Linked DNA regions of Homo sapiens: region 2 is linked to region 1. Evidence: chromatin contacts called from ENCODE Hi-C or POLR2A ChIA-PET data. All regions are on one chromosome and are shown on one strand. Each heading gives the region's core, a stretch centred on a gene start or an enhancer-like site at or near the end of the contact. The rest is flanking DNA. Distances are from core to core; before and after follow the strand shown.

Region 1 (4,614 bases), core at 860-3,359:
CCTTCTCAGGCTCTTTTCCGGCTTCTCCTCCACAACATGGTCTTTAAATGTTGGGATTTTCCAGGCTCCAATCCAGGGCCCTCATTTATTCTCTCACAATATCCTCTCCCTAGGGCAGTTCATCTATTCTCCTCATTTTAATTACTTCCCCACCCTCCTCTCTAGGCTCATATACCCCACATATTCACACTACCCCTACTTATCAAACTGCCTACCTGCCATTTCCCTTGTTTTACTGAAGGTGGAAGATGCTGGTGGAAATAATCACAGAAGCATCATAGAGAAAGGCCATCTTTAAGAATTCAGAACTTTCCTCTGCCAGTGTTTATGGGAAGAGATAATGTCAATAACTGTTAAACAAGGCTGCTCTTGTTGAATTATCAGCAAAAATAAAGAAGTCATTTGATCTGACAAAATGAGTGACAAAAGGGGTATATCATCATGAAACGGGTTCTGATAAAATGTTCAAACATCTGGGATTCTCTCAGAGTTGGATATCCCTTCCTGGTTTATGAAAAATGCATTTTTAGAAAATACCTGGCTTGAATTCCTTCCATTTTGTTAATTTGGTAGGCAGTTCAAAATATCAAATAGTGTGAATTAGCCAGTCTATTCAAATGTTTCAGAAGGGAAGGAGTGTGCAGTAAGTGACATTATAGAACTAGAAAGCAAGATAATTTTATAATATTCCTTTAGATGTTTATTACTTTATTTAACTATACAAAACGTATGCAAATTCTTTATTATCTACCATAATGGCAAAGATGAACAGACATTTTTTTTTTTTTTGAGCCAAAATCTCACTCTGTCGCCCAGGCTTAAGTTCAGTGGCACAATCTCAGCTCACTGCAACTTCCACCTCTCAGGTTCCAGCAATTCTCCTGCCTCAGCCTCCTGAGTAGCTGGGATTACAGGTGTGTGCCACCATGCCCAGCTAATTTTTGTATTTGTAGTAGAGATGGGATTCCACCATGTTGGCCAGGCTGGTCTTGAACTCCTGGCCTCAGGTGATCCACCCACCTGGGCCTCCCAAAGTGCTGGGATTACAGGCGTGAGCCACTGTGCCTGGCCTAGAAGTATGTATTGATTTAAGTAATTACATGTGTATCTTTGGCTGCAGCATTATGTATAAGGGTTCTCTAGAGGGACAGAATTAATAGAATAGATGTATATATGAAGGGGAGTTTATTAAGGAGTATTGACTCACACGATCACAAGGTGAAGTCCCACAATAGACCATCTGCAAGCTGAGGAGTAAGGAAGCCAGTCTGAATCCCAAAACCTCACTGTAGGGATACCAACAGTGCAACCTTCAGTCTGTGGCCGAAGGCCCGAGAGCCCCGGCAAACCACTGGTCTAAGTCCAAGAGTCCAAAAGCTGAAGAACTTGGAGTCTGATGTTCAAGGGCAGGAAGCACCCAGTACAGAAGAAAGATGAAAGCCGGAAGACTCAGTAAGTCAACCTCTCCCACCTTCTTCTGCCTGCTTTATTCTAGCAGTGCTGGCAGCTAATTGGATGGTGCCCACCCACATTGAGGGTGGGTCTGCCTCTCCCAGTCTACTGACTCAAATGTTAATCTCCTTTGGCAACATCCTCACAGACATAACCAGGAACAATACTTTGCATCCTCAATCCGATCAAGGTGACACTTAGTATTAACCATCACACATTGTATCAGCATGTTTCAATTGATCAAAAAGGAAATAGCTCAAATATATAATCAGGTCTAAGGAGATCTGGGCTGAGTGACCAGGCAGGCCCTCCCAGAGGCCCTCAGTTTTTCTTTTAAATGGAATAATCCCCACATCAGAAGTGGCATTTTTGCCTGAGTGTGTGGGGTGGTGGGGAGACAGGGACTTGTTAAGATGCAAAGTTACCAACCCAAGGGAGCAAATATGCCCGTATTAGAAACAGAAACTGAGGAGAGCCGACACTGAGAAGGGTTGAATAGCAAAACCAGGGTGTTTATATCAGCCATGACTTCCGGGCAAGATAGGAGATTTTTTTTAAGATTGTACTAAAACTAGATGTTATAAACATCCTCTCTACTTCTATGAGAGCTTGTGGGGACAGCTCAACACAGAGCAAAGGATCAACTGAGAGAGAAAGAAAGAATTTCCTGGGTAACAGGCGGCCGCTGCAGGCACTTGCTGCGTGTGTATTGACAGAGGGAACACTTGCCTTCTGCTCCACACTCATACATATCTGGCTTACGACAGAAACACAGTTGACAAAGTTTCTGTTCTTAAAGGGAGTGCTTTGGGCAACTGCAGATGGGGAAAGAAAATTAACGAAGAGCCTTCATGCAAGGAAATGACCATTTTGGTGGTGACAGGCATGGATGAAGAACAGCATGGAGCCTAGAAGAGGATTCTGAATGAAAAATGTCTAGGGAAAGTAGACCCTGAGAGCCCAGCACAGACACAGTGACCCCTGTGAAATCTGGCTAAGAATCAAATTAAATCCTCAGTGAGGAGAGATTAAAGGTTAACACCGGAACTGCTCTATACATTTTTTATATTTTTAGTAGATATACATTTTGATTGGGTTAACTATTTGGTTAACTCTATATTGTTAGTTGTCAGAGTATGGATTCAATCAGTCTGAACTTATTTTTGAGCTGTATATAAAGCTCTGAGTTAAAAAAAATTTGGAGGCTTTGTTAAAGAAAGAAAGCTGTCCTTCATGAACCCCACTGCCAACTGCAATCCAGACTCCAGAGTGGACAGACCACCCTAGAGAGTGGTAAAACCAGGTAAGCAGCACCTCTTCAGGAACAGGGATGTGAGGAGGTTTATTCCTGCCTGCTCATACTTGTTTTACTTCATGCTTATAAGAATTGAGGTTAATGAACGTGACAGCTTCTGATTGTACAGTGAGAGGTTGAAGAAATAAGGAAAAGGACTAATAGAAGGTTCTTACTTTACCATCTGCCATAGTTTGGATGTTTGTCCGCTCTGGATCTCAAGTTGAAATGTGATCCCCAGTGCTGAAGGTGGGCCTAGAGGGAAGTTTTTGGAGCATGGGGGAGGATCCCTCATGAATGTCTTGGTGTCCTCCTCACAGTAATAAGTGAGTTCCTGCAAGATCTGATTGTTAAAGAGTCTAGGGTCCCTCCTACTTATTGCCTCCTTTTGCCATGTGATATTGTTAAAGAGTCTAGGGTCCCTCCTACTTTTTGCCTCCTTTTGCCATGTGATGTTGTTAAAGAGTCTGGGGTCCCTCCTACTTCTTACCTTCTTTTGCCATGTGACACACCTGCTCCCCCTTCACCTTCCACCATGAGTGGAAGCTTCCTGAGGCCCTCACCAGAAGCAATGCTGGTACCATGCTTGTACAGACTGCTGAACCAGAGCCAAATAAAACTCTTTTCTTTACAAATTACCCAGCCTCAGGTATACGTTTACAGCAATGCAAAATGGACTAACAGAACATTCGTACTGAGGAATGGGGTGTTGCTGTAAAGACATATGAAGATGTGGAAGCAGCTTTGAAACTGGGTAATGGGCAGAGGCTGGAAAACTTCTGAGGGCTCAGAAGAAGACAGGAAAGTTTGGAACTTCTTAGAGACTAGTTAAATGATTGTGACCAAAATACTGATAGAAACACGGACAATGAAAGCCAGGCTGAGCAGGTCTCAGATGGAAATGAGGAAGTTATTGGGAAACGGAGCAAAGGTCACCCTTGTTACACCCTAGCAAAGAACTTGGCTGCATTGTGCCTATGTTCTAGGGCTCTGTGGAAGGTTGAACTTGAGAGTGATGACCTAGGGTATCTGGTGCAGGAAATTTCTCAGCAGCAAAACATTGAACATGCTGAGTGGCTGCTTCTAACAACCTACCATCAGATATGGGAGCAAAGAAATGACTTAAAGTTGGAATTTATGTTTAAAAGGGAAGCAGAGCATAATGTTTGGAAAAATCACAACCTGGCCATATAGTGGAGAAGGAAAAAGCATTTCAGGACAGAAATACAAGTAGGGTAAGGAGCAACCACTTGCTAGAGAGATTTGCATGATTAAAAGGGAGTCAAGTGCTTATAGCCAAGAGGCCTAGAAGGCATTTCGGAAATCTCTGAGGTAGTCCCTCCCATCACAGACCTGGAGGCCTAGGAGGAAAGAATGGCTCCAGGGGCCAGGTCCATGGTCCCTTGCCCTGTGCAACCTTGGGACACTGCTCCCCCCATCCCCACTGGGGCTCAAACGATCCCAGGCACAGCTTGGGCTGTTACTTTGAAGAGTGCAAGTCACTGTAAGACTTGGCAACTTCCATGCAGTGTTAAGCCAGCAGGTGCACAGAATGTAACAGTGAAGGAGGCTCGGCAGTTTCTACCTAGATTTCAGAGCATATATGGGAAAGCCTGAGTGCCCAAGCAGAAGCCTGCCATAGGGGCAGAGCCTCCCAGAGAGACTCTACTTCCTGTTGCTCCTTTTTGCCATGTGATGCACCTGCTCCCCCTTTGCCTTCTGCCATGAGGCTCTTGCCACAAGCAATACTGGCTCCATGCTTTTACAGCCTGCAGAACTGTAAGCCAAATACTTTTTTCTTTATCAATTGCCCAGCCTCAGGTATTCCTTTATGGCAATGCAAAATGCACTAACACATCATCTTTTTG
Region 2 (4,614 bases), core at 1,422-3,921, 79 kb after region 1:
CTCTCTGCAATGTCCCCCTCCCACATGCCCTCACATATGTTTTCTGCATTAAGCATCATTTGCTCTCTCAGATTCTCTAGTGGCTATTTAAATAAATGAGAATCAAGGGATTGTTCTCTTTCTCTCTCTCTCTCTCTCTCTCTCTCTCTCTCTCTCTCTCTCTCTCTCTCTCTCTCTCCCCCCAACTCTATGATAGCTTCAAAATAATAAATTACAGTAACTGGGATGTATTGAATGCTTAGTATGTGCTAGCTGCTAGGATACACATGTGCTATCTAATTCGATCTTCACAACTTTATTGCCCACATTTTACAGATGAAGAAACTGAATCTTGAATGTCTTGCCCTTGCCCTGGGGTGCAATCCTGTCATTTATATTGTTAATTTCTACTGAGTTTTGAAGGTGCATTTCCTCAAGCATAGGTGACAAATAACAGATGAGGGTCTGGTCATAGCTCTGCCACTTTGTACTTATAGAATTTGGACAAATTACTTTTCTCTTGATGACTTAATGCTCTAATCTGTACAACTAAGGAGTGATCCCCAAGGTCCCATCTATTTCCACATCTCTGTTGATTCCAAAGTGTTCTACCTTGTTTTTAAGTAGTTTTTGAATAGGTAATCTGCACATGGTACTCAGTTCAGAAAGGAAGTTTCGCTACCACCCTTTCCCCAAGTTACTCAGTTTCCTTGCCCAGAAGTAACCACCGTTTCTGCTCCTTTGAGAGAAACTCTATGCATATACAAGTATAAGTATTGTTTCCTGTTTTCTCTTTTTGACACAAATGGTAGCACAATTTATATACTTTCTGCCCCTTGCTTTTTTCACTTAAAATTTTATCTTGAAGATCATTCCATGACTGTATAGAGAGCTTTTTTCCCCATTGTTTGAATGTATTATAATCTTTTCCTATTGACAGAGATTTAGGTTCTGTTGTGTTTCCAACAATACTGCAATAAACCTCTCTGCTCATCCTTCAGTTTGCACACAGGCAAGCAAGTTCTACAGTGTATCTAAAAATGGGGAGAGCATGAGAGGGTGTTAGGTGCAGGGTAAGAGGGGACAGCATCAAACTACTCTTGGTGGTCTGATCAGAAAAATTCTCTAAGACAACCCTAGTACTCCAGTTTCCACATAATGAGAATTGACAGAAACTAAGGGAAGAACCAGGTGTGCAGGGAGTCTGGGATGTCAAAGGGAGGAAAGTTGAAAACACTGGGGATCAGCTCCAAGAGTTTGTGCAAGGAGGAATCAAATGTCATCAAAAGGTGAGCTGGCAAACAAAGATGAGCCATAGAATCAGATCAGCAGCCAGGAGTGGATTGCCAAGGTGACAAGGTAAGAGTTAGGAAGAAAATCAGAAGTGTACACCAACAAGGTGGAAACCAGAGGAGGTGCCAAAGGCCACAAAAGTATGGATGCGGAGGGCAGCTCAAGGGATTTCCCCCAAAACATGACAGGTGTCCCTCCCATGGCCTATGGGTTAACAGCCACTCTTAATGCAGTGGACATGGGGCCCCCTAAAACCACTGTGTTTAAAGAAACACTGACTAAGGCCCATAATCGTCCATGGAGATTTCCTGCGGGCGGCATCCTGGGCTTCTTGGGTGAAAGTGACCTTTTACAACTTTGGGAGTCCAGCCACTGTGGAGGAAGGCAGAACTCTCTTTCAGGAAATAAGTCTGGAGGTGAACCCTCCAGAACACACAGGGGTACTTCCCTGTGCTGCGCTCCAGGACTCCAAGGACATAACCATAGCATCGTGGAAGGAAGACAGGATTTGAATTCAGAAGAGCTAGGCTTGAGACTGGCTGCTGCCCTCTGCACCCTTGGGGCCTGGGAAGAATTCCCTCCCTCTCTAATTCTCCATTTCCTAAAAGCCAAAAAAGTAGGCCTTCTGCTCTGTCTAGCCCATAGTGTTCATATGAAAGTAAATGAAATAAGAACTGTTAAAATGCTTTAGGAGCCATAAAGCACCATACACGGGCCAGGTATTTGTGTCTTTGTTATTTTCTTCATCCATCACCTGTTCTCTTTCCCCCATCTCTGTACTTGCCTGTTTCTCTGCTGTTCCCCAGAAGGTTAATCTGCCTGGTATAACTTCCTCATTTTACTGCTACTTTACTTCCTTATCTAAATTTGGGCATATTTCAGGGTAAAAGAGGTGGGGCTAGAGGTAAAACTAGCAAAGCTACAGAAGACAGAAATAGGACACAGGGTTAGAGGGCAAAGAGAGAGGCATTAACAAGCAAAAGAATAGAAAAGAAGAAATAAGGAACACAACAGGTTAGAAGCAGAAAGGTGTGTGAAGGTCAGTCTTGCGTGGCTTCATGCCCTGCATGGGACCAAACTCCCAGATCACTGGGTGTGAGGGCCGAGGCTGGTAGCCTCATAAGCTGCAGATTTGGCAGAAGCCCCTGCTGTTAGGTGGCCAAGTCACAGTCATCTCAAGTGACCGCAACACAAACTCTCCCAGGAAGTCTCTCTCCGTTTCACCAGTTCTCTTTCTCTCTGGTCAGATAATGTAGCATTTTAAAGAGATAATGGAAGTGGTCAGTCATGTGAATGATGAAACTAAGCTGCAATACTTCACTTTATTGTTTATCCAAAAATCTTAAGATCACTTGATAATAAACTGCACAGTGTACAGAGTCACTTACAAATACTTATTGACAATATTCACGCAGACACATCTGGGATTCATCTTTCACACATCTGGTGAGGATGTATGGGGAAATCCTTGTAAATGGGAAGAAATGTTTGAGGTAACGCCTGGCAGCCCCAACAGCTGGGCAGCACAGTGTCCCCATTATCCCTGCTCAGGGCATTATCACTAAATGGAAATGACTCTGCTTCTCCAGGAAGCAAACTAGCTAACTTCTCTTTTTCTGAAAGTGAAACAAATGTGCAACCAACACATACGTGCACTGTTTACAATAGCAAAGACATGGAACCAACCCAAATGCCCATCAATGATAGACTGGATAAAGAAAATGTGGTACATATACACCGTGGAATACTATGCAACCATAAAAAAGAATGAGATCAGGCCCTTTGCAAGGACATGGATGAAACTGGAAGCCATCATTCGCAGCAAACTAACACAGGAACAGAAAACCAAACACCACATGTTCTCACTCATAAGTGGGAGTTGAACAATGACAATACATGGACACAGGGAGGGGAACAACACACACTGGGGCCTGTCGTGGCGGGGGGGTACAAGGGGAGGGAGAGCATTAGGACAAATACCTAATACATGCAGGGCTTAAAACCTATATGATGGGTTGATAGGTGTAGCAAACCGCCATGGCACACATATACCTATGTAACAAACCTGCACACTGGAATTTAAAGTAAAATTTTTTTAAAGCTTAATTAATAAACACAAAAATATGTTATAAAACTGCAACCAAGCTCTAGCTTTTAAAGTTAGAAGAAGAAAGTATTATAAACTTACTGAAAGACTGTCACATTAGTAATACAATGTGAAATAAAACAATGACAAGAGAATGCTACTAAACTCAGGATGTCATGAAGTATGTTGGACCACAGTCAGATGCCCCATTCTTTCATTTGTCAATTATGTGAACTCCATGTGCAAATTATTTAAACAATTTTATAGTTAAGATGGTAAAATGAAAGAAAACATGTCAGATGTCAAGCCCTCAAACTCTTCCCTGCGTTGTGGAGTAACTGACATGTTTGAATTTCAGGATGATCAAGAAATCACACCCAAAAGCCTGACTCCTTTTCATTCTCCTGTATATAATGAAGAGCCTGATTAGCATTAGAAGAAGGAGAGAAAAACAAACCAGGAAGTCTTCCAGTGGTTCTCAGCCTAGTCTGCCCATAGAATCACTGAGGCATCTTTCAATAACCTGATGCCCACACCATACCCCAAACTCAGTTACATCAAAATACCTGAGGGTGCAGCTTCTAGGGAGAACGAAGCAGGAGGATCACTTGAGTCCAGTCCAAGGCTGAATGAGCTATGATCACACCAGTGCACTCTAGCCTGGGTAATCGAGCAAGACCCTGTTCTAAATATCGATCAATCTAAATATTTAGGGGTAGAACCCAGGTCTCAATAATTTTTACAGTTCTCCTTGTGGCTCCAGGACGCAGCTGAAGTTGTGTCTCACTTCTCTAGACCCTGCCCACTTCTGGCCTCCCCTGAGCCACACCAGATCATTCCCTGTCTTGTTCTCTATGGTCCTCGGTGAATTTGAGAAAAATTAGAGGTCAAGGAGTTGGATGCCAAAGGCTTGCCTAGCAGCTGCCAACTCTATCACCAGAATACAATAGCTTAAAAATCATCACTGAAGTCTCAAGAACCTGGAAGAGTCTAGCTAGGATATGAGAGAGGGCTGTGACAATCACACCTTCCTGAATAAGCCTGAATTAGAGAGATGCATGCCAGGGTTTAAACCCTGCATATCCAGAAAATGTTATGGCTAATAGAAGAGCTATCAGCAATAGCTTTAATTGGTGCTTTAAGACAGCGGTCCTCAAACCTTAGTGTGTATTGGAAACACCTACAGCCCTTCTTAAAACACAGATTGTTGGGCGTAGTCTTACAGTTTCTGATGTAATAGGTCTGGGAGGGGGCCC

Evidence for each region. A loop is a pair of places that touch in the nucleus more often than their neighbours do. ChIA-PET counts read pairs that join two places held with the same protein, here RNA polymerase II (POLR2A). Pooled maps may share reads with other maps.
Region 2: a loop to region 1 is called in a pooled map, with 2.1 times the contacts of the local background. The contact joins two enhancer-like sites. A Hi-C loop is called at or near these places in 1 of 37 single-sample maps with no recorded cell type and 3 of 50 pooled maps. POLR2A ChIA-PET finds 5 or more read pairs at or near these places in 4 of 52 experiments (AG04450, OCI-LY7 and activated CD4-positive, alpha-beta T cell).

The regions. Positions count from the first base shown.
Region 1 is chr4:152,583,187-152,587,800 of GRCh38, forward strand. No RefSeq gene overlaps it. Among named protein-coding and RNA genes, the nearest start is that of MIR4453, 49 kb to the left of the region's middle. Within about 2 kb of position 2,110, at least 2 of the 41 ENCODE cell types and tissues checked have a DNase peak (open chromatin) inside an H3K27ac peak, as active enhancers do.
Region 2 is chr4:152,661,165-152,665,778 of GRCh38, forward strand. The region is part of intron 1 of TMEM154 (transmembrane protein 154); the gene reads right to left. Among named protein-coding and RNA genes, the nearest start is that of TMEM154, 17 kb to the right of the region's middle. RefSeq lists enhancers at 2,430-2,499, 2,590-2,669. Within about 2 kb of position 2,672, at least 4 of the 41 ENCODE cell types and tissues checked have a DNase peak (open chromatin) inside an H3K27ac peak, as active enhancers do.